2 separate regions of the Homo sapiens genome follow, and region 2 is linked to region 1. Evidence: chromatin loops called from intact Hi-C (ENCODE). Cell type or tissue: heart right ventricle. All regions are shown on one strand. Each heading gives the region's core, and the rest is flanking DNA. Links, peaks and the distances in the headings are about the cores only. Region 1 overlaps LINC01358 (long intergenic non-protein coding RNA 1358). Region 2 overlaps FGGY (FGGY carbohydrate kinase domain containing).

The links. A loop is a pair of places that touch in the nucleus more often than their neighbours do. Peaks named below come from ENCODE experiments on the same cell type or tissue, not always from the same donor. Only the 100,000 strongest peaks of a DNase experiment are listed, where the experiment ranks them.
Region 2: a loop joins it to region 1, with 2.2 times the contacts of the local background. A loop is called at or near these places in 10 of 110 quality-filtered maps.

Annotation. Positions count from the first base shown.
Region 1 is chr1:59,075,822-59,092,536 of GRCh38, forward strand. LINC01358 (long intergenic non-protein coding RNA 1358) reads left to right here. Exons shown (of 3, transcript NR_110626.2): 3 at 12,194-12,426. Among named protein-coding and RNA genes, the nearest start is that of HSD52, 63 kb to the right of the region's middle. RefSeq lists enhancers at 722-1,265, 1,810-2,353, 2,354-2,895 and a silencer at 1,996-2,290. In heart right ventricle, for the core only: no CTCF peak of the experiment used is centred there; a DNase peak (open chromatin) is centred at 8,615; H3K27ac peaks cover 2,628 bases.
Region 2 is chr1:59,681,545-59,689,544 of GRCh38, forward strand. All of the region lies in intron 14 of FGGY (FGGY carbohydrate kinase domain containing), which reads left to right. Among named protein-coding and RNA genes, the nearest start is that of MIR4711, 48 kb to the right of the region's middle. In heart right ventricle, for the core only: no CTCF peak of the experiment used is centred there; no DNase peak of the experiment used is centred there.

The sequences.
Region 1 (16,715 bases), core at 5,014-13,013:
ATACTGAGCAAGTATAGGAAATGCTGCTATTCATTTCTATCAAATTACTATTAACATGGTGTACCTGACTTCATAGTTTACAAAACACTTTTACATCTTTTAGTCTAGTGTTTGTCAAACTTTGACATGTATGCAGATCACCTGGGGGATCATGTTAAAAATGCAGATTTGGGCTCAGCAGTTCTGAGGGTTCACATCTCTAACAAGCTCCAGGGAGTCTGATATTGCTGTTCTGTGGCTCATATTTTGAACAGCAAAGGTTTAGATATTCCCAGATGATAGATAGTCTGTATCACCCCCATTTTATAGTTAAAGAAACTAAGGCTTAGATTACATAGACATTCTCAGGTATACGCAGAGATGGAGGAGGAAGGGGCGTGGAGCGAAAGCAAAACTCACCAAGATGTATGTCAGGCTCTACCATATATCTGCCTCTGCAGAGGAGAGAAACCCTGGGTCTGCATCCCTTTTCAGTCCTTTGCAGGCTGCGTGATCTTGGAATAATTATTTGGCCTCTCTGAATCTCTGTTATCTCAAAAGTAAAGAGGTAGGGTACACCTCTCAGAGGCTTCCATGAGAGGCTAATGAGATCTGTGAAATGTTTATATTCTGTAACAGGATACAAGCAGTAATAATTGTTTTATTATTATTATTAAATCCTGAATACAGCCCTTTAGAAGGTTGTTCTAAGTAGTTTACATGTATTCACTACTCCTCACAACACCCTTGAAAACTAGGTACTATTGCTATCATCTGCCTTTTACAGTAAACTGAGTCATATAGAGGTTACATGAACTGGCCAAGGTTACAGAACTAGTAGGAGCAAGATATGGACTCTGGCAGTCTGCTTTAAAGCCTATGCTCTTAATCTCTAGCTATGTTACTTCTCTCTGGGAATTATCCCCATCTCTCCCCCTGCTGGTTTTATAGATAAGGAAAATGTGGTTCAGAGAATATGATTTTTCATATTCTCTGTCATATATATTCTCTGTCAGTCATATAGCAAGACTGTAAATGTGATGAGAGCTCAGGCCACAGACAAGTACCTACTGAGTGCCATGCAGTGCTGAGGGGGAGGTACCTACTGTGTGCCATGCAGCACTGAGGGGGAGGTATCTACTGTGTGCCATGCAGCACTGAGGGGAAGAGGAAGCCTGGATCTACAGAATGAGCGAGGAGAGATGGGCTGGGCAAGGGGAGAGGGGCCACGACTCAATTTGGCAACTTTAGTATAACCTTCTTTGTCAGGTAACCCTACTGATGCTTTGGGAAAGGTAACCAGTGACTTCCGAATAACTATGAAGCTCTGAACCTGCTTTCAGGAGGTGAGGGTGGCAGGACATCAGACTCTAGGAAGGAGTGACTGAACTGAACAGATGAGCTGCTCAGCCTGGTCAGCTGGTGTTTGCAGGGTGATCTAGGAAAGAGTTCCTGACTCCAACCATGCTAAGAGCAGTGGACTCAGACTCAAACTTGTGTTTGAGTCTTAACTCTCCCTTTTATTACTAAATGACCCTGGGCCTGTGACTTGACCTCTCTGTGCCTTGGTTTCCTCATCTGTAAAATAGGGATAACAATTGCACCTATTCCAGAGTTGTTGGAGGATACATGCGATCACTCATTTTTATTATTGTGAAATAAGAGATCTCAGGAAAGCATTTACCACGGTGCCTCAAGTAAGCTCTCAATCAACAAAGACTGTGGGTCAGAAGGATAAAGGAAATACATTTCTGTAGTAATGGAGCGGTGGGAGGAAAAGACCAACTGGCTGAAGCCATTAAAACTCACCGTCAGTAAAAGTGATTTGCCTACTCAAATCTTAGAGTTGGGAAACTGCCATTTCCCTAACAAGACGATGCAAATCAGTTTATTTGCCTGTGGGGACTGCATTTCTTTCTTCTTCTCCTTCCCCAAAGACATCTGTTGTAGGAGAAGAAATCTCAAGTATGCTGAGTAACTGCTTTGTGTCAGGTCCTGTATGGAGATCTTTCTTTTATACCCATCTAACACCTTTTCCAGGATGTAAATTCTACTAACTCCATTTTATAGAGGAGGAACCAAGTCTCAAGAGAGGTTGAGAGCTACATCCAACATCCTAAGCTCTGGAGTGATACATCCTGGATTCAGATCCACTTCTGTTGAGCCAACATCAAGACTGGTGGGCTCCTTCCAAGGAGTCAAAGCTCTCCCTGGGCCCAGCCGGTACTCACCAAGGCTTCTGCGATGATACCTCTAGGTGCCAGACAGTCTTGAAAGCACTTCATCTATGGGCACTCAGTCATTTTCCCACAGGCTAGGTGGTTACGTTTTATTAGCCCCACTTCACCCCTGAGAGGAGGCAATTGAGTTAATTATTTGAGCTGAGAGCCCCTTGGTGGTATCAGCTGAGATAACTATCTCAGCTCCTGGCTGCCAGCCCTAACCAGAGCTTTTGTTCGTTATCTTCCCTCAGAGAAACTCAGCACTCAATTGCTCATTAACATGATTTGGATAATTTTCTCAACAGCCCTCCAGTGGAGCAGCTAAAGGAGAAACTGTAAAAGCCTGTGCCATTCAGATTGCCCCCACCCCCAACCTTGCTCTTTCTTTCTTAAGTAGTGGAGAAAGACAGATCTGCATTTGAATTCTGGCTAGGACATTCACTTGCTGGGTGATCCTTATTATTTCCTCTCCCTAGGCTCCCCATTCCTCATTTGTAAAATGAGAATATAAATACCACTTGCTTCATGAGTTGTTTCAAGGACTAAACCAGAAGGAAGTTAGCAAGAGGGAGGGAGGTTGGTTGGTTTATGGAGTGCCTAATGGGGAACAGAAAATGCATGGACAATATTATTTGATCATCACAATGATCCTATGAAATTAAGAAAAGGAAACTGAGTGACAGAGCGATTTACTCAAAATTTTACAGCTAGCAATTATATGTAAGGGCAATGATTCAAACGCAGTCTGGGTGACAAAAAAGCCTAACCTATCACTCTCATTTGCTCTTCTTCAATGTTCCTTATTCAATTTTTTGGTTCTTTATTCTCTTTCATTCTTTCTCATTCACTCTTATTTGCTCCCTTTCTTTCATTCTTAGTCTTTCCTATTTCCCTATATAACCAGCTAGAAAAAAGGAAAGATAAAAGATTGGACAAAGATATAGCAGTCCGGGTAGTAGATGAGAGGTCTGAGCCCTGGTCGTTTGTGTAGACTCTGAGACTGAGAGAGAGACAATTAGAGATTGGGTGGGTTAGGAAAGCAAAGAGAGTCTTTCCTGTATGGATTTACATTCCGAGGGTCAAGGCCAAACATAAGGTGAATATTTAACCCCTGCAACAACTCCTGTAAGTAAAAAAGAAAACTCCCATCTTTTTCTTCTATCTCAACTTCATAGGTGAGGCTCAAATCTCACCTAGAGCCTGAGTTCAAAGCTCTGGCTCTGCCACTTTAGCAGTGAGACTTTGGACAAAGCCCTCCACATCCCCTGAGTCTCAGTTTCCTCCTCTGGGCATGGTAGAAACATCCCTGCCCCCAGGATTTAGGTGAGTACTAAACTAGATCAGGCAGGTGCAATGCTCAGCGCCCTGCTTGGCACCCAACAAGTGCTTGGCAGTATTAGTCTTTTCTGCCCTCATTAACCCAATGACTAACTTATAACCCTGCTTTCCTCAAAACTCTTCTCCAACATAAAGGTCTTTTGTAAATGTGAACTTTTCCCTTTCTGCAGACTTCCCATGGTGATCTGGCCCCTTTAACTACAGAGATGTCAAGGAATCTTTGTGAATCAGCCATCAAGTGTGGGTTGCTTGACGTGACTGTGGGGTTAACTTACAAGTGACTAATTTTTGGAGGCGAGATTTTGTACCCTTCCCACTGGTAGCACCATGGCTGGGTGTAATTACTTAGCTGATGAGTTTACTGAGGGGCTCCTTAAAGTTTCAGTATTAATATCCATATGAATACTTTCAACAAAACCTTTTGTTCTTGGAGTAGGGGATGTGGGAGGTAGTTACAGGAACTGTCTTGCTTTTCCAAATTTAATTGTCTAAATACAGTGCTGCCTCAGCAATCCAGGACATTTTTCTCACTCTTCTTTCTTAACAGACCTCTGCCAAAAGCCTACTTTGGCAACAGGAATGATTAGTTTGTGTTTCAGTAAACTTGCTGCATCAGAGTCACTATCCCAGCAGGGGCAGGGGGAGTTGAAATGTGCTCTATTTAACCAGTTTGAACTGTTATTTATTCGAATTGAGTCTGGGGCAGAGGTTGTGGGAGTTTTTGATAAGAGGAACTTAATGGCTCATAAGCAAGTCATCTCTCTTTTAGCAGATACTTTGGACTACACATGAATGTCCTAATCACAGTCTCCCTAAAGGTAGATCAGCCCCCTTTCCAGAGTCTGCTGAATTACTCACATTGTTCAGAGCGCTCAGCATTCTGCAAAGCTTTGTTAAATTAATCTTCACAACAACACCCAGGCGGAAGAAGTATCATTAGCACTCTCATTTTGCAGGGGGGAAACTAAGTCTCAGAGAAATTAAGGAATTTGCCTAAGTTTGCATCGAAATAAAGTGGGAGCATCAGCATCTTACCCAGGTTTGTCTGATTTCAGAGCCTGCGCTCATACTCCTCTGGTATTTGCAGCAGTTTTGGGGCTTCTGGCACACCACTCTGAGGCTTGCACAGGACCATGGATTTTATAACTGGAGGGGACCTGTAGGTAGGGCGACCAACCGTCCTGTTTGCCTAGGAATGATGGGGTTCCTGTGACGTGAGACTTTCAGTTTTCAGGACCAGTCAAACTAGGATGAGTTGGTCACCCTATGGGATGAAAGGCTGCTGAAACTACCAAAAGAGATAAAAAGTGAAAAAGCTTCTAGACTAATATGAGGTATTCTTATTACCTTTCCCCCTCTAAATTTGCAGATGAGAAAACTGAGGCTCAGAGAGGAAAAGTGACTTACCCAAGGTCACACATTTCATGAGTAGATGGAGCAGTAATTGGAAAACAGATCTTGGGATTCTCAAATCATTTCTCTTTTCCAATAAGGGAGGCTGCAGAGTTCAAGCCAAGGAGCACCTATTGAGCTCCTACTGCATGAGCAGTTAAGCTGTGGGTTAGCAAATACCCAGGAGAAATAGGAGGTGTCCAGGTAATGCTGTCAAGTAGAACTTTCCATGATGATGAAAATGTCCAATATCAATGCTGTCCAACACACTAGTCACTAGCCATATGCAGCTTCTGAGTACTGAAATGTGACTACAGTAACAGATAAACTGAAGTGTTCTATTTAATTTTAATTTAAATCATCATGCATGACAAGTCGCTACCACATTGCAAAGCACTGGTCAAATGGATATGATTAGTATTTCAGAAGCATTTTATTTCAGAGAACAGATTCTGTAGTGTGCACATTCTTGAAGAGGAAATGCTTTTTTTTGGAAGGGAAGATGGGGCAGAAAAGAAGTACCATTCATGGATGGCATACTGACATACTGAATAGCAGCACTGAAGTTAACATTGCTCCCTTACTCTTCCAACAAGCTTGTGCAATGGGCATCATCTTTCCTAGTTTATGAGTGAGGAAAGTGAAACCCACAGGAATTCAGTAAACTGCCCAAGGTCTTATTTGTAGAATGGGAATTTGAACCCGGGCCTGAATCTAAATCAGGTCCTCTATCCCATGCATTACCAACTTGAATGTACATATGAAACATCTGCAGATCTTGTTGAAGTTCTGATTCTAGAGGACTGTGACTGGTGATTCTTCCTTTATAACAAGCTCCCAGGTGATGCGAAGTCTGTGGCTCATGGGCCACACATTAGCCAGAAAAATTCTCTCTCTTTTAATAAACCAAAACTTCCTCCCTTCCTTAACAATCAAGAAACACCAGATACCTACAGAAAGGAGGATAAATTACAAGTTGTAAAGTAATGATTAAAGTTCTGAGAAAGAAAGTGTGCCCTTGTTGACTTGAAAGAGGGCACCTTCCCCATTGGGCAGTGGAGTGGCTCTTCACCAGGCGAGGTTCACCTGCCATCCAGTCACATCTCAGTTTCATCAGATAATGCAAAATCAGCCAGGAAAGGGTTTTTAATCCAAAGGGTGGGGTAGTCTAAAGAACATGTGCTTTGGAATGAGGCTGGTTTGGGGAAGAATCCCAGTTCTTCCCCTCTCCAGTGATATGACTGTGTATGAATCATCCATCCCTCTGAGCCTCCATTTTCACCCCGGGGAAAATGAGGATGAGCATTTGTAATTCATGGAGATGTATTAATAGTAAAGACCAAGAGAAATCCTATGTGTAAAGTGCTTGACAGAGCGCACACTTAATAAATGAGTGTCTCCTCTGCCCCTCTTTTTCCCTGGCCCTCTCGCTCGTTCCCACCCTTCCTGTTTTTCTCACCTCTTTTAGGAAATCTTCTCCAAGGGCAACTCTGAGTGGTGAAGACAGGATGGAGTCAGTTGACTCTAGACCTTGTCCCAGTCTACTACTTTCTACTATGACCTCCAGCAGGGCTGGGAGCTACACAGGCCAGGGACTTTGTTTTCTTCCCCGTCTTTCCTCAGGGCCCATCACAGAAATGCCTTTAGGCCCTCTTCACCACCTCACATCTGCATCTCAACTCCAGGTGGGAAACACAGAAAAGAGAAAGAGAGAGTGTGTGTGTATGCGAGAGCACTAGTCTCATCACTAAATTGTCGGTGCTGAAATCCAAATAACTTTAATTTTAAAAATTAATTATGTGATCTCTTTGACAGGCAGCAGAGTTCATATCAAGGGCCCATGTTTTAACTGAATATAATGAATTTTTTTTTTCACCTTGGAAGAGTCTTAGAGGCAAGATTAGAATGTTCATCTAAAAGGAGTGCAAATTTCTTCAACCATTCCCACGGAGGAAGGTGAGCTCAGACTCACTTTCATCTGTCCCTCTCCCCCATGTGCTTGGCCAGGGTAAGGGACCTCAGGAGGGCCCCCCCAGTCTCCCAGACAGCTGACTCTCCCTGTGTAAATAATTCTAATGCTCTCAGTTATTCACTACTCATCTGAGCCACCTATTGAACTATAAGCTTCAGAATTAGCTTTGTACAACCCACACCCAGCACAGGGTCTGGCATTTATATGTGTTCATAAATGCAACAAATAAACATTTATTAAAATGCATTGATTTGTTCAGTTTTGTTTATACCTCTGTGGTGGATTGCAATATTGATTCCAATTCTACAACCCACCCACTGCCATCTTTTCCACAGCTAAGCCCCCTCCACGCTTCTACCATCCACACACATGCACTTTCTGATGCTGTAGGTTTCGGGTGAGACCAGAAGAACCTCAATTATTAAAAAAAGAGCTTTAAAAATGCCCCATTTTTTTTTTCTCTTTTAGCTTCCCCCCAAATACCCCACCCTCCTTTTTTTTTTCTAAATTTGAGACAAGGTCTCACTCTGTTGCCTAGGCTGGAGTGCAGTGGCACAATTTCAGATCACTGTAACCTCCACCTCCCAGGCTCCAATGATCCTGAGTCAAGCAATCCTCCCACCTCAGCCTCCCAAGTAGCTGGAGCTACAGGTGCACACCACGGCACCCGGCTAATTTTTGTATTTTTTTTTTTTTTTTGTAGAGATGGAGTCTCACTACATTACCCAGGCTGGTCTCGAACTCCTGAACTTGAGCTATCCTCCTGCCTTGGGCTCCCAAGGCGCTAGGATTACAGGTGTGAGCCACTGTGCCCAGTAGTTTTCACCTTTAAATTTTAAAGGTTACTTTTGCAGGCCTCAGGCATGACGGACAATGAGCAGGTGAAAAACCAATAGAAAAGTGTTCAAAAACTCCTGTGTTAACTAACAGGCTTCTGAATGTATCACTGTGGTCCACAGAGAAGGCTAGAGAAAGTAGCAAGAAGATGCTATGTCAACTACTACAGCCTTAAAACAAAGGTGGTGTCTATGTAGCTGAAATTTTTCCTATGTAGCTTGTGTTATTTTTGTTTAATCAAGCAAATAAGAGGGTTTTTCCATGGCAAACAAACAAACTCCAATGCATACCTTCTTTTCTTCTTTTTAACAATGAATAAAAAAAGGAAAGAAGGTACAGTTCTAAATTGACCCAATTTATTTTTCTTTTCTAAATGAGATTAAGATAAAAGTTGGAGAGAGGCCACTCAGATATGCTCAGAAATGATAGCTCAGCTTCTAACGGTTACTCAGCTTACATCTGATTAAGGTTTTCTGTAAAACGAAATTGTTCCTCATACCAGGCCGACTGGACCTGGACAGCTCTAGTCTGGGTCCTGGCCTCACAGTGCTGGGTCTCTCCGGGGCCCAGGCTAGGGACTGGAGATCCTGAGCTCCTGTCATTTCCCTCCCCTCCTTCCTTCCTTCCTTCCTTCTCCCCTGGCAAAGACTGTATCCTGTTGCTCTGAGCAAGGCCCAAGAGAAAGGCCAGCAACAGGTTATTGTGCTGGGAAGGAAGACAAATGAGTCCCTTTTCTGTGGGGCTCCTGGCATCCTGTTGGAGGAAGGAAAGGACAATGCTTTGAGGGAACTGGCTTTGCCGACCCCCTCCTGGCAGGCTCTCCCCTCTCCTTTCCGGTGTACCGTTTGTCAGCCCCAAAGCCTCCACTTCCTGAGTAATCACTAGATGCACGTGTGAGGTATGTGGTTCCCCCCCATGCCCAAGGCAGATTCCTGGCCCCACTTCAGGAAGTGCAGCTCAAAGAGCCCTGGACCAGGACCCTGAAACAAGGGAGAGTCTTGGCTCCTCTCTCTCTACCAGGGTAGCTATTGCCAGATCATTTCACATCTTAGGGCCTCTGTTATGGCAATTGTGTAAGTGCCTTCTGCACACTTGAAACTGCCCCCTGCATCAGGGATTCCCACACCTGCCTGTGCATCTGAGTCACCTGGGGAGCTCTGTTGCCCTACACTCTTCATATGCCCTGCCTGGACTCCAGGCAAAACAAGCAGACACTCCATCCCCAGAAATGTTCTGTGGTAATTCCAGTTCCCCTGAAATTAAAAACAAAAAACAAACAAACAAAAAAACTACCCTTCGTATCCTCTTACCTAGCTCTTTCCTATCCCCCTTCAATAAAGTGGTGGATTGATAGGTACACAGATACAAGAAGCAGTAAGGAGTAGTGGCTAGGAGAGTGAATTTCAGAGACAGACTTCCAGCAATCAAAGCCCAGATCCACCACTAGATATGTAAGCTTGGGTAGAACTTCGAACCGTTAGGTGCTTGCTTTTACTTATCTGTAAAATGGTAATAATAATAATATTACTTTCTAGGACTGTTGTAGGTTTAGGCTAATATGTTCAAAGCCTTTAATATAGAATTTAGCTGATCGAGGATACTATATAATGGTTAACTATTATTATTATTATCCCAGAGGTTCATTGAACATACAATGAATTTTTTTTTTCTGGACCTAATATCAAGCCAAGCACTGGCGACTTAGGAATGAATATGACACATTTCCTGCCCTCAAGAAGTTTTCAAGTCAGTAGGGAAGTCAGACTTATGAAGAACCAATTCTAACAAAATATTGTTACAGGATGGATCTCCCTAGGAAGCAGGCTCAGAAGGTGTTTAGCACTCAGGATGTTCTCAGGGAATGCCTTGAGATGAACACTTGTGGAAGAGGGAAAGGCCACAATCAGGACTGGCAGAGCGAGAAGGCAAAGCATGATGCAGGCTCTAAAACTATCTTGGCCAACCCCACCAACAGCTCTGGAACTAAAATGACCCTTCAGAGTTGTCAAAAGTGAAGCCAAGAAAGCCAGAGCTCTTTATACTCCTGTATCAATCAGTCACTGGATGTAGGTTGCTACAGGAAGGAGTGTGACTTGGGATCAGCCATCTCTTCCCTAAAGGTTGACAGTACCTCAGGAACTAGAGTAACAAGTTCTTGATTGAAAAGGGATCTGGAGCCAGATGCAGTGGCTCACGTTTGTAATCTTAGCACTTTGGGAGGCTGAGTTGAGCGGATTGCCTAAGCCCAGGAGTTCGAGACCAGCCTTGCCAACACGGTGAAACCCTGTCCTATCAAAAATTACAAAAATTATCTGGGCATGGTGGCACTTGCCTGTAATTCCAGCTACCTGGGAGGCTGAGGCAGGAGAATCACTTGAAACCAGGAGGTAGAAGTTGCAGTGAGCCAAGATCGCACCGCTGCACTCTAGCCTGGGTGACAGAGTGAGACCCTGTCTCAAAAAAAAAAAAAAAAAAAAGAAAGAGAGAGAGAGGAAGGAAGGAAGGAAAGAAGGAAGGAAGGAGATATGGGAGATGCATCCCAGTGTCCACCTCAAATCTATAAGGTCAATTTTGATGAAACAACAAAAAGTACAGAGAAGAAGATGAGTAGCTAATAATATATATTTAAAACCCTGATATTTCTATGGCATTTTATATTTTTCAAAGCATTCTCTTAGACAAAAGCTTACTCATGACTTCCAGTCTAGGGTCTTGAGGTAGGTTGGGAAGCCATATGTTGTAAAGGAGAAAGCTTTGGATTTGGAGCAGAGAGGACACCGTGAATTGCAGCTCTGCCGCTGTCTAGCAAGGAGTCTTATGCATGCCTCTCATGTTTTCTAGGTCTACTCTGTGAAAAGGAAATGATCATACATAATTCATGCATTTGCTGTACGGATTTAATTAAATGATAGACAAAAAGTAGAGTGGCACAAGTCAAACTCAAAAAATAGTAACAACAAAATCAATTTCAAAATAAGCAACAGCAATAAATGTTACCTACTATTTTACGAATGAAAATACTGAGACCAATAAAGGTAAGATACTTTCTTAAGAACTCACAGTCAAATGTAGGTACATCCAAGACTGTAACTCACATACTGAGATCAGTTTCATGTGACCTCATAGCTTGTCATCTTACCTATAGAACCCACAGAAGTTGATGAACCTCTGAGGGATTGATTCAGGTGTTTTGTATGTGATTAACATTGGAAGGAATCTTAGAGATCATCTTGTCGCCTTCAGAAATCCGGAGCTTCATGCGGCCCAGTCTTTGCATTGACTAGAATATAAAGAAGCATAACCCAGTAGTAATTAGAAACAAATTCTCATTTTCTCTTATGTCCTTTGAAAACTTTAAGAAAGATCAATTCCCAAAAAACATGTCTCAAGAAATCTTTCCTTCCTTACTAATTTATTGAATTTGACTGTTGTTGCAGGACCACATCCTCAGCAAACACACTGGCACTCTTTCTCAAACTTCAGCCTTCAAGGTGCTATTTTCTTTCCTATATCTCCTCTCAATTCTTTATAATGTAGATGAACTGAGTTTCTGTCTTCTGCCTTGTATGGACTACCTCTCCTGCTTTTCTCTACGCATATTTCACATAAAGCACCACAAAAATCAAGGACTCATATTAGCAAAGATAGAAATCTCCATAGATGGACTGGGTTCATGAGAGAGGAGGAAGGAGAATGGGGCAGAAATGGTACTCAAAATTATTAACAATGGATATAGTAAAGTGTATTAGTCCATTTTCACACTGCTGATAAAGACACACCTGAGACTGGGAAGAAAAAGAGGTTTAATTGGACTTACAGTTGCACATGGCTGGGAAGGCCTCGGAGTCATGGCGAGAGGCAAAAGGCACTTCTTACATGGTGGCAGCAAGAGAAAATGAGGAAGAAGCAAAAGCTGAAACCCGATCATATCTCGTGAGACTTATTCACTATCACGAGAATAGCATGAGAAAGACCAGCCCCCGATGGTTCAATTACCTCCACCTGCATCCCTCCCACAACACATAGGAATTCTGGGATATACAATTCAAGTTGAGATTTCGGTGGGGACACAGCCAAACCATATCATAATGATACCTATGAATCAGAATAGATTAGCCAAGGAATTGGATTAGGGTCCTCAAGGCCCTCTAATGTCCAATGACTTAACCACTGGGCTGCTGACTCACAGGGGGGTATGGAAAATCCTGGAGTAGAGTCTGGAATGGCTGAGGTAACAGAGAATATTCAAGGGACTCAGGGCAACAGAAATCTATCAATTGGTATAAAAATATTTCAATTTTTACTATTTTAACAACTGGTGCAGCCTTACAGGTACATTGCAAACTCTCTCCAAAGCCTGAGCTCTTACCACCACCCCACATTCCCCAAAATGCATGCAAAGAGTCTGACTAGGGAAAACCGTAGTACGTTTCCTCTCTTCTCTCTCTCGTAGGCATTATAGTATACATAGCCTTGGAATCAGAAGACCAAGAACATACAAGAGAACATAGCCTTGGAATCAGAAGACCAAGAAACAATTTAACTCTGCCCCTCTAGAGCTCTGAGAACTTGGGCAAGCCTTTTACCCTCTGTGAGTTTCAGTTTCCTCATTTATTTAATTGAAATAATAATACAGATCACCTGAAATGTAATGAAAATTAAACATCCTTATGTAGGTGAAACCAACTGGCAGCATGCCTGGAATATAGTGAGTGCTCATTCGGTCTCTTGTATTTTCTTTCTATACCCTACTTCTGTTCCCTTGGATTCATATACCTGAATTGGAAACACCCAAAGTCAAAAAGAATAAGAAAAATCTTTAGAAATGTAGCATATTACCAAGATCTGCAAATTTCTGCCCAGAGCAGATGGTTCTAATAAAGAAAGTCGGATCTTATGTTGAGTTCTTTTCTGTCCAAGAATAGAAGACCTTCCCTCTTCTCCAGTAGTGAAGAATAGGATTCATCAGCCTTGGGGGCAAAGTTAAAAACTTGCTCTAGAAAGTGGCCTGGATAGTCAGAAACTGCTTAGACTCACTCCATCTGTTCTATACACATACACACACCTTTGTTTGTCAGTAAAATATTCAATGAGACTTGATAGTCCAATCCTTTGAAACCAGAATAATATTTGAAATTTTGATGATTTTATCTAACTGCTAATATCACTTGCAGGTCATCAGTGTTTTACATCCAACAAACTAATGGTCATTTGCTGCTTTATAAAGAGCCGATATAATTTTGTCTTCCTTGTTATTAAAGGATCAAGCAAGGGTGTTTCTGTACCAGTTCAACTTTCCTTATTTGCTTATTAGTCAGTAATATTCAAGAAAATCCTAGTTTTAAAAAATGTCATTACATGTTAAACTGTGGAAAGAGTCACCATCATTTGAATAAATCTTGAGTAAGCCCACTGTATTAGTCCATTTTCATGCTGCTGATAAAGACATACCTGAGACTGGGAAGAAAAATAGGTTTAATTGGACTTACAGTTCCACATAGCTGGGGAGGCCTCAGAATCACGGCAGAAGGTGAAAGGCACTTTTTACATGGCAGTGGCAAGAGAAAATGAGGAAATGCAAAAGCAGAAACCCCTGATAAAACCGTCAGATCTCATGAGACTTATTCACTACCATGAGAACAGTGTGGGGGAAACCACCCCCATGATTCAAATGATCTCCCACCAGCTCCCTCCCACAACATTTTGGAATTATGGGAGTACAATTCAAGATGAGATTTGGTTGTGGACACAGAGCCAAACCATATCAGCCACTCTACTATCATGTTCTTAAAAAGTTATATGTTTGTGACACCCACGTATGCAGAATTACTCTATCAGTTAAGTGTATTTTGTAGAAAAGTCAGTAAGAAACCTGCTTTACTAAGAACAGAAAGAGTCATCTGTAAATAATAATATGATCATTGTCATTTACTGAATACTTATTATGTGCCAAGCTACTGCTATTGTGCAATTGAGTTATTCTTGTCTGCTTCCCAGAAAAGACAAAACACTGAAAACAGCAGATGTTGCAGCAGAGAAAGAGTTTAATAATCACAGGGCAACTGAATGAGGAGGACAGAAGATATTTCTCAAATTTGCCTCCTTGAGAAATCAGAAGCTAGGGTTTTTCAAGGATGGTTTGGTGGGCAGCAGGGCTAGAGAATAGAAAGTGTAATTGGTTGGATCGGGGATAAAATCATAGGGTGTCAAAACTGTCTTCTTGGCTGGGTGCTGTGGCTCATGCCTGTAATCCCAGCAGTTTGAGAAGCTGAGGAGGGTGGGTCACCTGAGGTCAGGAGTTCGAGACCAGCCTGGCCAACATAGTGAAACCCCCGTCTCTACTAAAAACACAAAAGTTAGCACGGTATTAGTGGCACCCACCTGTAATCCCAGCTACTAGGGAGGCTGAGGCATAAGAATCGCTTGAACCCAGAAGGCAGAGGTTGCAGTGAGCCGAGATCATGCCACTGCACTCCACCCTGGGTGATAGAGTGAGACTCTCTCAAAAACACCAAAAAACTGTCTTCTTGCACTGAGTCAGTTCTTAGATGGGAGTTACAGGACCAGTTGAGTCAGTTTCTTGGCATGGGTTACCAGTCCAGGTGGTGCCAGTTGGTCCATCAGAAAGGAAGGTCTAAAAAATATCTCAAACACCCGTCTTAGATTTTACAATAGTGACATTATCTAAAGGGGCAATTGGGGATGTTATAAATCTTATGACCACTGGCTATGTGACTCTTGAGTAATAAGCAGTTCCAAAAGGCAGATTATAAAACATAGCCTGGTTACAGTTTAACAATACCTGCAACTTAGCAGAAGAAACAATGACCAATTAGAGTTTATGCCTACATCTCAGCATAATTGAGGCCCCCACCATAATTCTACCTTGTGGCCTTTCATTAGTTTTACAAAAACAGCTTCAGTCACTGAACAAGAAAGGGGTTAGTTTTTGGAGGAGGCTATTATCATCCTTAGTTTAAAATTAAAATGTAAACTAAATTCTTCTCATAGTTAGCTTGGCATACAAGTAGGAATGAGAAAAGGTAGCTTGTGAGGTTAGAAGCAAGACTGAGTCAGCTATGTCAGAATTCTCTCACTTATAATTCTGCAAAGGTGATTTCACTACCCAATATTAGTAGTGAAGGGTGTAGTAATGGAATGAGATAGAGAAATTTACTTAATGGAACACCTTTCAGGTGGGCTCTGTGAGTTTAAAAGGAACTTTAATAGGTGGCTTAGGGTGGAAGCAGAGCTGAGATCCCTAAAGAGTTAAACAGCTTCTAAGGAGGCTCTGCTAGTCATGGAAGCACTTTGTGTTTGTTGAGTAGGATGTGTGAGTTTAGATGTAAAATTCAATCAAGACTAAGAAGCGGTGAGAGACTGAAAGGATCCTGGAAGAATTTGAAAGTTGGAGAATGGAGCTTTGCATGGTAGACAGATGAGCTAGTTTAGGGGCAGCACAGAAAATAGATTTAGTAAGTATATGAAGAAAGATAACAGAGGATTCCAAGTTCTTGATCTGGAATGTGTGATGTAAATTACCTCTTCTGTCTCCCTGATAAGATCTCCAGCAAAATCCATTTTTGGTAGAAACGAATTTCTTCTGGAGAGTGGAAATTAGCGCTGAGACCTGCATAAAGTTGAGGCAAGGGTGGGGCTGCAGGTGTGCACTGCCTACATTTGGGAAATAATAATTAAAATGATAACAGTAGCAGCTTCATTGCTGAGCCCTCATTAAAGTTAGGATTATTGTAGATCTTATCACAGTTAATCCTCATTGCCACCTCTTAGTTCAGTGGATTATCCCTCATAATATAAATGAGGAAACTACAGCTCAGAATGTTTAGGCAACTTGCTTAAGGACATTCAGTGGTATGTGGAAAAGCTAGAATGAGGACAGAGTCTGTCTAACTTTAAAGTTGTCTGCTCCTATTCACTGCTGTGCTTCCTCGTTAAAGGTGGAGGTGAGGGGCAGGCATATAGATTAAGCAGTAGCTTTTCCAAGATGTACCTGCTATGTGGGACAGTCAGAGTGTTTGACTACTTCCATTCCTGGATCCCTGGTCTCTGGTGTCCCAGGAGAGCCTATTGATTTCCAGGTACCTTCCTTATAGGTTCTTGGGAAGATTATATAAGTTAATGCATGTAAAATATGCTTAAAACAATGCATGGCATTGGACATTCCCAATAAATGTTGTTCATTATTACGAAGAACTTTACAGACATATTCTCATTTAATTCTCACAAATGTATGAGGTAGAAACTATTATCGCCATCTTACAGAAAATAAAACTGAGAGGCTAAGTAATTTGCCAAGGTTCACACAGAAAGAAGGCTATAGAGCATGAATTTAGCCCCAGATTGAAGGATTCCAGACTTGTCACTATATCCACTGTTCTCAGCTCCTTCTCTCTGACTCTAGCTCCCAATGTTTCTGAAGTCCACTTGTGATTCAAGCATTCATGCCAAATGAATGTACAAATTGTGAACTTCTAGATCCTGCTTCACTCCATATTCCAAGGAGCCGGAGGCTGAAGCCAGCAAGTCAGGCTCCTCTAACATCCCACCTTCTGGCATGAATGTGAGCATGCAATGTTTAGTCTATTGTTGGTTTCCAGCAAGTCTGAATTTCAAGTCCTTTTGCTGGAGGATTACAACTTAGGAATCCAGAACGAATGGCTTTTCCAAAGCACTCCTGGTCACATCTTCTGCACTTATTCATGCTAAGATATTTTATCATGTTACTTATCTCACGTGATGCAAGTAAAAATCTCTGTTATCATGACATCTGAGTTTAAGTAACAGGCGACTCAGAGGTGTGGTGTGCATAGGCATGTGAATCACATTCTCACCTCCCAAAAATTTGTTTTGAAGTTCAGAACTGTTTGCAATGACCACACTGAATATTCAAAACTATACACTATAGTTACAGTTATTCTAAACTTTGAAAAGGACACTTGGAGGTATGTGATAAT
Region 2 (8,000 bases), core at 1-8,000, 600 kb after region 1:
AGAAAGACGTGCCTGTAAGTAATTAATTCCTCACTCTAATTACTATTTATGCCTTTACTTTTTATTGTAAACATTCTTGTTGGAATAAACTAGAAATAGGTTTTTTTTCTTTACACTAAAATAACTCATGAATAGCAATGAAATCCATGCTGTATAATATTCAAATGAGAGATCAGGAAAGACAAGGCTTTTAGTTAAATCAGTAATATTCTGTGATGGGGAAAATTGCCTTGAAAAATACACACACACACACACACACATGCACACACACACACACATACATACTACTAGAAAAAGTTTGAGGTTCGATTCAGAGTGTGGAAGGTACAGTGTCTTAAAAGAGTTTCAGTTGCAGCATTTAGGCAGATGATCAAGAATATGCAGAAGAAAACAAAAGAAATCATAATTATAGTTTCCTAACAGAGGTATTTGATCCTCTGCAGTGAACCATAAAAAACTAGCGTGGGATCAGAATCTTGAGTAGCATGTATTTAATTGTATGCATTTCAAAGAAATTTGAACATTTTAAAAAGTTACACCATATGAAAAATTGTATATAAAGACATTTTCTATAATATTATAATAATTTTACAAATGAGGAAACAGGGTTAGAGAGAGTAAGTGAGTTACCAAAGCCAATGGCTAGAAAGTGAGAGAGGCAGAATCCAAGTACTAGCCTGGGATTCCCAAACCAAAGACTGTTCAGCTCAGCCACAAGTGGAAATGGATTCTTATGGGGCTAAGTGATTACCATTACTTTAAAAACTAGTATCAGAAATAGATGACAAGAATTTAAATGTATATCAAAATATCCCTTTGGTAAATGTTAGTGTCCTCACAGGTAAACAGAGGGCACCCTCAAATTTGAGTAATTTGAGAGGGTTTAAAAGAGGGACTGTTTACAAAATTGCAGTCATAGAGACATAGAGAAATCACAGGGAGAATGTGACCCTCGGGTTTGTAACAGCTGGGCCTGTAGAGGCGAGGGAAAAGTGCAGTTACTGGATGCCCAGAACAGAGGGCTGTGTGGAGACTGCACAGTGACCCTGGAAGAAAAGGGCTGCACTGTTAACCCTATTCTCCCTCTCTCTAATCTCCTGCCTGCCTCACCATTGGCTGGAATCAGAATCAGAGAGCAAGGGAACCTGTTGATGTATTCTGTAGAAGGCCACATCTCTAAGCTCAGAGGAGGGTGGGAAGGAATCTTCAGAAGCACTTGGAGACATTCAACTGAGTCACCCACCCTGGACTATTCAGAGCGGTCTGCAGACTAGAGGGCAGTCTCTAAATGGTTTGTTCAGATTTGCTATGAAACAAGGAACTTGCATCAGAATGTAAATCAATTATGTCACCAAGTGTACTGTTTAGTTCAGCTGTCATTTTATTCATAGCAAGATGTTCTCAATGAAGGAACCGGTGTGCTGGCTTACATCCTGGGGCCAACTCCTTTCACCACAGATGGGCCCTTTGAATAGCACTAAACTAGATTCCTTGCTCTGTAGGTAATGATAAAAACGCTGGAATCCCTTTCCTTGTTTTGATTTTCCTACCTTAACTTCTGCTAAAGAGAAGAATAACGAGTATTTTTCTGTACCTACCCTGAGCCTGGCACTGTGCTAAGGTACTTTAGATGACATTTAATTCTTGCAAGTTAGATTATTCACTTCATCTTTACAGACAAGAAACAGGGCCAGAAAGTTTAAGTAATGTGCCTGTGGTCTAGCAAGTGAGAGAGCCAGCACTCAAATTCAGATCTTACTCCAAAGTCCATGCCCCTCACTGTTTGTAGGCTATCCCAGGACTGTGCTTAAAATTATCTGACATTAACACCAAGAAATAAAGCAGGGTTGTTGGGGGATTGCCTTATATGGAGACCTATGACTATGTTCTGTATACATATGCTATGCATGATTCCTGGGAATAGATAAAACCCAGCTCCCCCCAAATCAGATGGCACTGTTTGTGAATACGATGTTACTCCACGTTACAAGGCCTTGTCCAGCCCAGCCAGCCAGGTCAGAGATGAATTCAGTTTGTTTCTAAGTGGCTGTTGTCTGTTGCCATCTCTTTTTAAACCTGGGAGGTCAGGAAGAAGATAGGGAGAAAGAATTCATGAGAGGGATGCATTTCCTTAGAAATGTTATTAATTGGCTGGGCAAAACAAGAGAAGGAAATAAAATAGCTGCTCCTTACTAAGTAAAGGCATCTTCTTCCCTTATCTCATTAAAAATTAAAAGCACTCTTGGTTTAAGTAGGGCAAATTAGTAATTAAGTGCTATATAATGAACTTGTATAAACAGAATATTGAAGGGGAAGCCAAATTAATCACTCTGCTGGCTTGTTTTTGCCCCCATTAATGCACCTTTTACTCAGGTCCTTCCTGTGATACCAGGATGCATTTTCTGCTCTCCTCTGCTGCTGGAGATTGGGTGGGCTGTGATAGTTGGGCTGACAGATGACAGTGGACTAGATCTGGAAAAGTCATGTGTAGGGGCCTCGATGGCCATTTCATTTTTTAAGCCAAGGCTCATCAGCACAAGCCTGCATGTGACGGGAACAGCCTTAGACAGTAGCAGGGCAAGGAAGAATTAGACACAATGTCGGTACCCAAGGAATTCCCAGTCTACTGGTGGCGGGAGGTTGGGCACAGATGGATACAGTTATGAAAAAGTCTAAGGTGTAATGGCAAAGACTATTTCCTTGGACTCAAATCTTGGCTCAGCCACTTACCTTGGGTGAGTTACTTAGTTTCTCTGTGTCTCAGAGGCCTCACCTGTGAAAGATTCCATTGCAATTACTCTGCAATGGAATGATGGAGCATTTGAGGAGTGACTTCCACTGTCTTAAGAGGGCTGGGAAAGTCTTCCAGAAGAGGCAACCTTTGGCTGGTGACGGAGCTAGAACTCAGGGTACCGTGGGACCCCCCAGGCCTATGCTCCTCATCTTTGCAGCATAGTGCCTCCTCTGAAAGCGGAAGAAGGAGCTTGGGCCTCAACCCAGGACAAATCTCTCTCCATTTCAGCTCAACATAGTAAATATTAGTAATAACATCTGGATCCTCAGTCTCATGATATGTTAGCAACTACCTGCCAAGTATGTGGGGTGAGGAGTAGAAAGAGTAAGTGAGCTGAGTCCATCACAGGCTGGGTAAGATGAAATCAAATGGAGCAGCAGAAAGTAGCCCTCTAAGTCACCTTGCTGAACCTCACGGTGATGCCATCTCCTCGGCTTGCTAGCTGTGTGAACACACCTGGCTGGGCAAGCTACTTAATTTCTCTGATCTCAGTTCCATATTAACTGACCCCATTGAGTTTCTGCAAAGATTCTGTGAATGAAAGCACATTTAGCACAATGCCTATTCAGCAGAAAAGTACTATTATCATTCCCTGTGTTCATTTGATCTTCACCACAACCCTATGAGGTAGGTGGCATCATTGTGCCACTCTATTAAGCAAGAAATTGAGGCACCAAGCTATTGAAAATCTCGCCTAAGGTCATCTAGATGGTTAGTGGCAGAACGATGGTTTAAACTCAAGTGGTCTGGCTCCAGCCCTGCCCTCTGCGTATCCCCCACAGCCCTGTGCTTTGGAGGGCACCTATAGCTAGGTTTGCATGTCACATGCTAGAAATAGGGTAGACGCTTCTCAAGGATGTCCGGACCTCTCTCTCACTACTGAGGAAGAAGTTATTTCCTTCTGCTTGAGGGAATGGTGGGGCAGAGCCTACAGCTGTGGTGACCCTTTGACAGGTGGGGCAGGTAGAGCAGGCACAAGTGACTCACCAGGGAGCATTAGCCCTAGGATGCAGTAGGAATGCAGCTGCTGCACTGATCTTGGCAGTTTTGATTAGTGAACAGAATAATTTATTTGTCATTCATACTCTGCTTCCATAAAGGATTTAAGAAAGCTTACAATAAGTGACTAAATAGTTACTGGAATAAAACTCATAAGTTAGAAATGATGTAAAAAGAGGAAAATACACATATATATACATATAAACATGGGAAGATACCAGCAAAGGACAAGGTGATTTGATTCTGTATCAGGTAGGAGAAAAGTACTAGAAAAGTATTAGTATTAATATTTGTATTCAAAGTACTGCCAAAGAATGTTGAAAATCAGATTGTTTTAATTCTGGATTGGTGAGTGCCACACCAAATATCTATGGGACAGATCTGGCTTATCTATGGGTCTCTGATCTGGACTAGGCAGTTATTATTATTTTTTTTTAAATGAGGTCTCGCTCTATTGCCCAGGCTGGAGCGCAGTGACATAATCATGGCTCACTGCAGCCTCAAACACCTGTTCAAGCAATCCCCTAGGGGGTTACTTTGACTGAACTTCAGGCAACCAAGGCAAAACTGGGAAAAGTGTCAAGTCATATGGAGTCAAAGAATTATACCAATTCTTTGAAAGAGACCACATTTTTCCTTATACCAAATTCTAAAATCATTATTTCTTTAAAAATGAACTTAGAAATCCTTCCATGGAACTCTTATAGAAGAAGGCAGAATTCATTATATACCACCTTGCTGAGAGCCCAGATCATAACATTGAAACCTGACTTCGGGTCTAGGATAGGCTGGGTTTATAGCTTTTTGGAGATGTCACTTGACTCAGTGATAGAACCAAGAATACCCAGTTTGGTAGAGAGATAGCATGTCCCTTCACCTTTTTCCATGAATATTCCTTCCCTTGGCCAGCTTTGCAAACAAAGCTGTGTTACTGACCTAGGAGTGTCTCATAGTACCTCAGTACTAAAGCTTTTTACAAGCCTGGCATCAGAGAAGTGCTAAAATGAAGCACCCGTCAATCGAGAAGGGCAACAGATGTTGAAGCATATCAAATATCAGTAAACAGCAAGCCACAGAGACTGCTGAACTTGGCATCCTCATAGCAAAAATACCCTGTTGCCTTTAAGAGAGAACGCTGTGGACTTTTATAAACCACATTAAGTGATGTATTTTTTTCTCCATTTGGACAATTGCTACCCTATGAAATATTTTCCCTGAAAGATGGTCTGCTATCCTCTATTATTTTTTTTTAATCTCTACTTTTTTAAGGGCAAACTTAATGCTCACAGAGTGTTCTAGGCTCTCAGCCCTGGAAATATAGGTCTCCAGAAATTGAGAGGAGTTTCATATTCAGCTTATCTAGTACCCTCTCTTTTACTATTAGCCGTATGATTCATATTATAAGTAATAAATCGAGCTGTATTTCAATCCTGTAGCTGTGCACTAGATTAGTCCCTTTACCTCTCTAAGCCTGCTTACTCATTTGTATAAAAATAAGACTATTAAGAACACATACCTCATGCAATTGTTGTGAAAATTAAATGAGATGATATGCAAGAAGTATTTGGCACAGTTGCTAGTATGAATAAACTCTCAATGAGAGGTATACAAAATTATAGCAATATTTATGATGATATCTATCATTACTATTAGCTGACTATAAGTCACATGCTGTATTAATGCTTTACATATATTACTGAAAGGTGGCTGGGCTGGTCCTTTGCCTGTTTGCTCTCAGAGAGTGCTCCTTCCCCTGCTCTGCTGTGTGTTACACTTCCTAGGCTCTCTTGCACCTGGCCTCTGAGCAGGCTTGGCCATTGGGAGGTAATGGTGGGAGAATGACTGATGTGCAGGCAGAAGTCAGGTCATTTCTCCCCTTCACTACAGCAGCAGCTGCATTTTCTGTCTGATTCCAGCTCCCAGCCTCTCTCAGATCCCAGTTCTGGCCACTCAGCTTTTCTTTGGTTTCCGTTCTATACTGACATTCCCTGTTCCTGGCTCTAGTCACACCACTGCCTCCTGTCATCCCTTGATTCCTAAGAGGGGTAGCATCTGTCTGCTGTCGGTAACCTCTGTGTGGCTTCAACAACCTGTTGGGCTTCTAGGTCTCTTCTGTCACTAATGAAACTAATTTCTTTTTTTTTTTTGAGACACAGTCTCACTCTGTCGCCCAGGCTGGAGTGCAGTGGCACAATCTCGGCTCACTGCAAGCTCTGCCTCCTGGGTTCACGCCATTCTCCTGCCTCAGCCTCCCGAGTAGCTGGGACTACAGGTACCCACCACCACACCTGGCTATTTTTTTTTTTTTTTTAAGTAGAGATGGTGTTTCACCGTGTTAGCCAGGATGACCTCGATCTCCTGACCTCGTGATCCACCCACCTCGGCCTCCTAAAGTGCTGGGATTACAGGCGTGAGCCACCACGTCTGGCTGAAACTAATTTCTTATATTTAATTCCTCCTGTTCAAAGACCTAGAGTAGGTCTTTGGGCTACCTAGCTAACTTGACTGGTAGTCCAGCTACCTGACTGGACTCTGACTGATATCATTGCTTTTAACTACTAAAAGAAAAGGTAGTCCTTATAGAGAATTCACTTCTCCTCCTCTCCCTGTTGGAGTGAGCCAAGCCAACTGGAGAAGGGATGGCTGGTTATCATGGAGAGACGTTCACTTGGACTAAAGCTCAAAAGACAATAAATTGACCTAAGCATCTTTGATGAATACTGCCTATACACCCAGCTGAGTTTGGCATTGAGGCCAGGAGCCTCAGGTAGCTTACCCCCTCTCTGAGGAGACAAGATTCAAGTACAAGTCATAGCCAAGCACACTACAAGATAGTGTCTAGTCAGAAGGAATAGGAACTCCTCTTTCTTGAGCCAGAGCCCTGGACCATTCACTATTCTAGGTAAGTAACTATAATAGATATGTGATTATTCTCACATGAAAAATGAGGAAATGGAGGCTCAGAGAGGGCAAGTGATTTACCCAAAGTCACACTGCAATTAAGTAGTGGTCTTAGCAGCTTAAGTCTGTATGTCCTAGAACCTGTTTATGGGACTTATATCTGTTCCTCAAAGTTTTCTAATCTTTTTGTCAGTTTCAAAGCAGATAGTAAGAAAACTACATACATAATTCATATTGCCCTGGTCTTGTAGAAATGACCTTACAGAAACAATATTCAGCCTTATTCACCTAATTCTCAGAACAGGTTTATGTGGAAAGTTTATTGTGTTCATTTTTTACAGATGACAAAGCAGAATCAAAAAAGTAAAGGAATTTACCCAAGTTCATACCGAACGTTCATATTCAACCTGGAATTTGAATGCAGGTTTTTCTCTCCCCAAGCATATGCTCTTTCCACTTGGGGACGTCCAAGAACTGGACCATATGTAGTATAAGACCAAGTGTTTTTTAGAATTTTTTTTTTTTTTTTGAGATGGAGTCTCACTCTGTCGCCTAGGCTGGAGTGCAGTGGCGCAATCTTGGCTCACTGCAACCTCCACCTCCCTGGTTCAAGTGATTCTCCTACCTCAGCCTCCCAAGTAGCTGGGATTACAGGCACCTGCCACCACACCTGGCTGATTTTTGTATTTTTAGTAGAGACAGGATTTCACCATATTGGCCAGGCTGGTCTCGAACTCCTGACCTCAGGTGATCTGCCCACCTCGGCCTCCCAAAGTGCTGGGATGATAGGCGTGAGCCACCTCGTCTGGCCTAGACATTTTTTTAAAAGGTTGGGGAGAAAGGCCAGGTACCCTATCTTCCAGGAACAGACAGTTGGGTTAGAGAAGTATATATAAAGTGACCTGAAACCAGAGAGTGCTGTTGCATAATCTACTCTCTGGTAGTGACTACCAGCAGGAAAGAGTAGCCTGGCTTTGTGTAAGAAATGGGGCTTGAAATGGGCTGGAGTGGAAACATTAATTTAGGACAGGCAGAGAAGCAGCAGGAAGAGGGATTTTTAGATAAAGGTGCTGGTGAGAGCAAAGAAACAGATACAGACAGAACGGAGATCAACGTTAACTCCTGGGAAGGGTCCCAGTTCAGGAGTAGTGAAAAAGAAAGTTGGATAGATAGGACCACAGTTGATTACAGGTAGGGGTTGTTAACCACAAACAGATCAATTAGGAATTTGATCAGCAGTCTTGGGAGTACTTTTTGCTCAGTATTCCCTTATCCTTTAACTGTCTTTTAAAAAAATGTTGCAAGC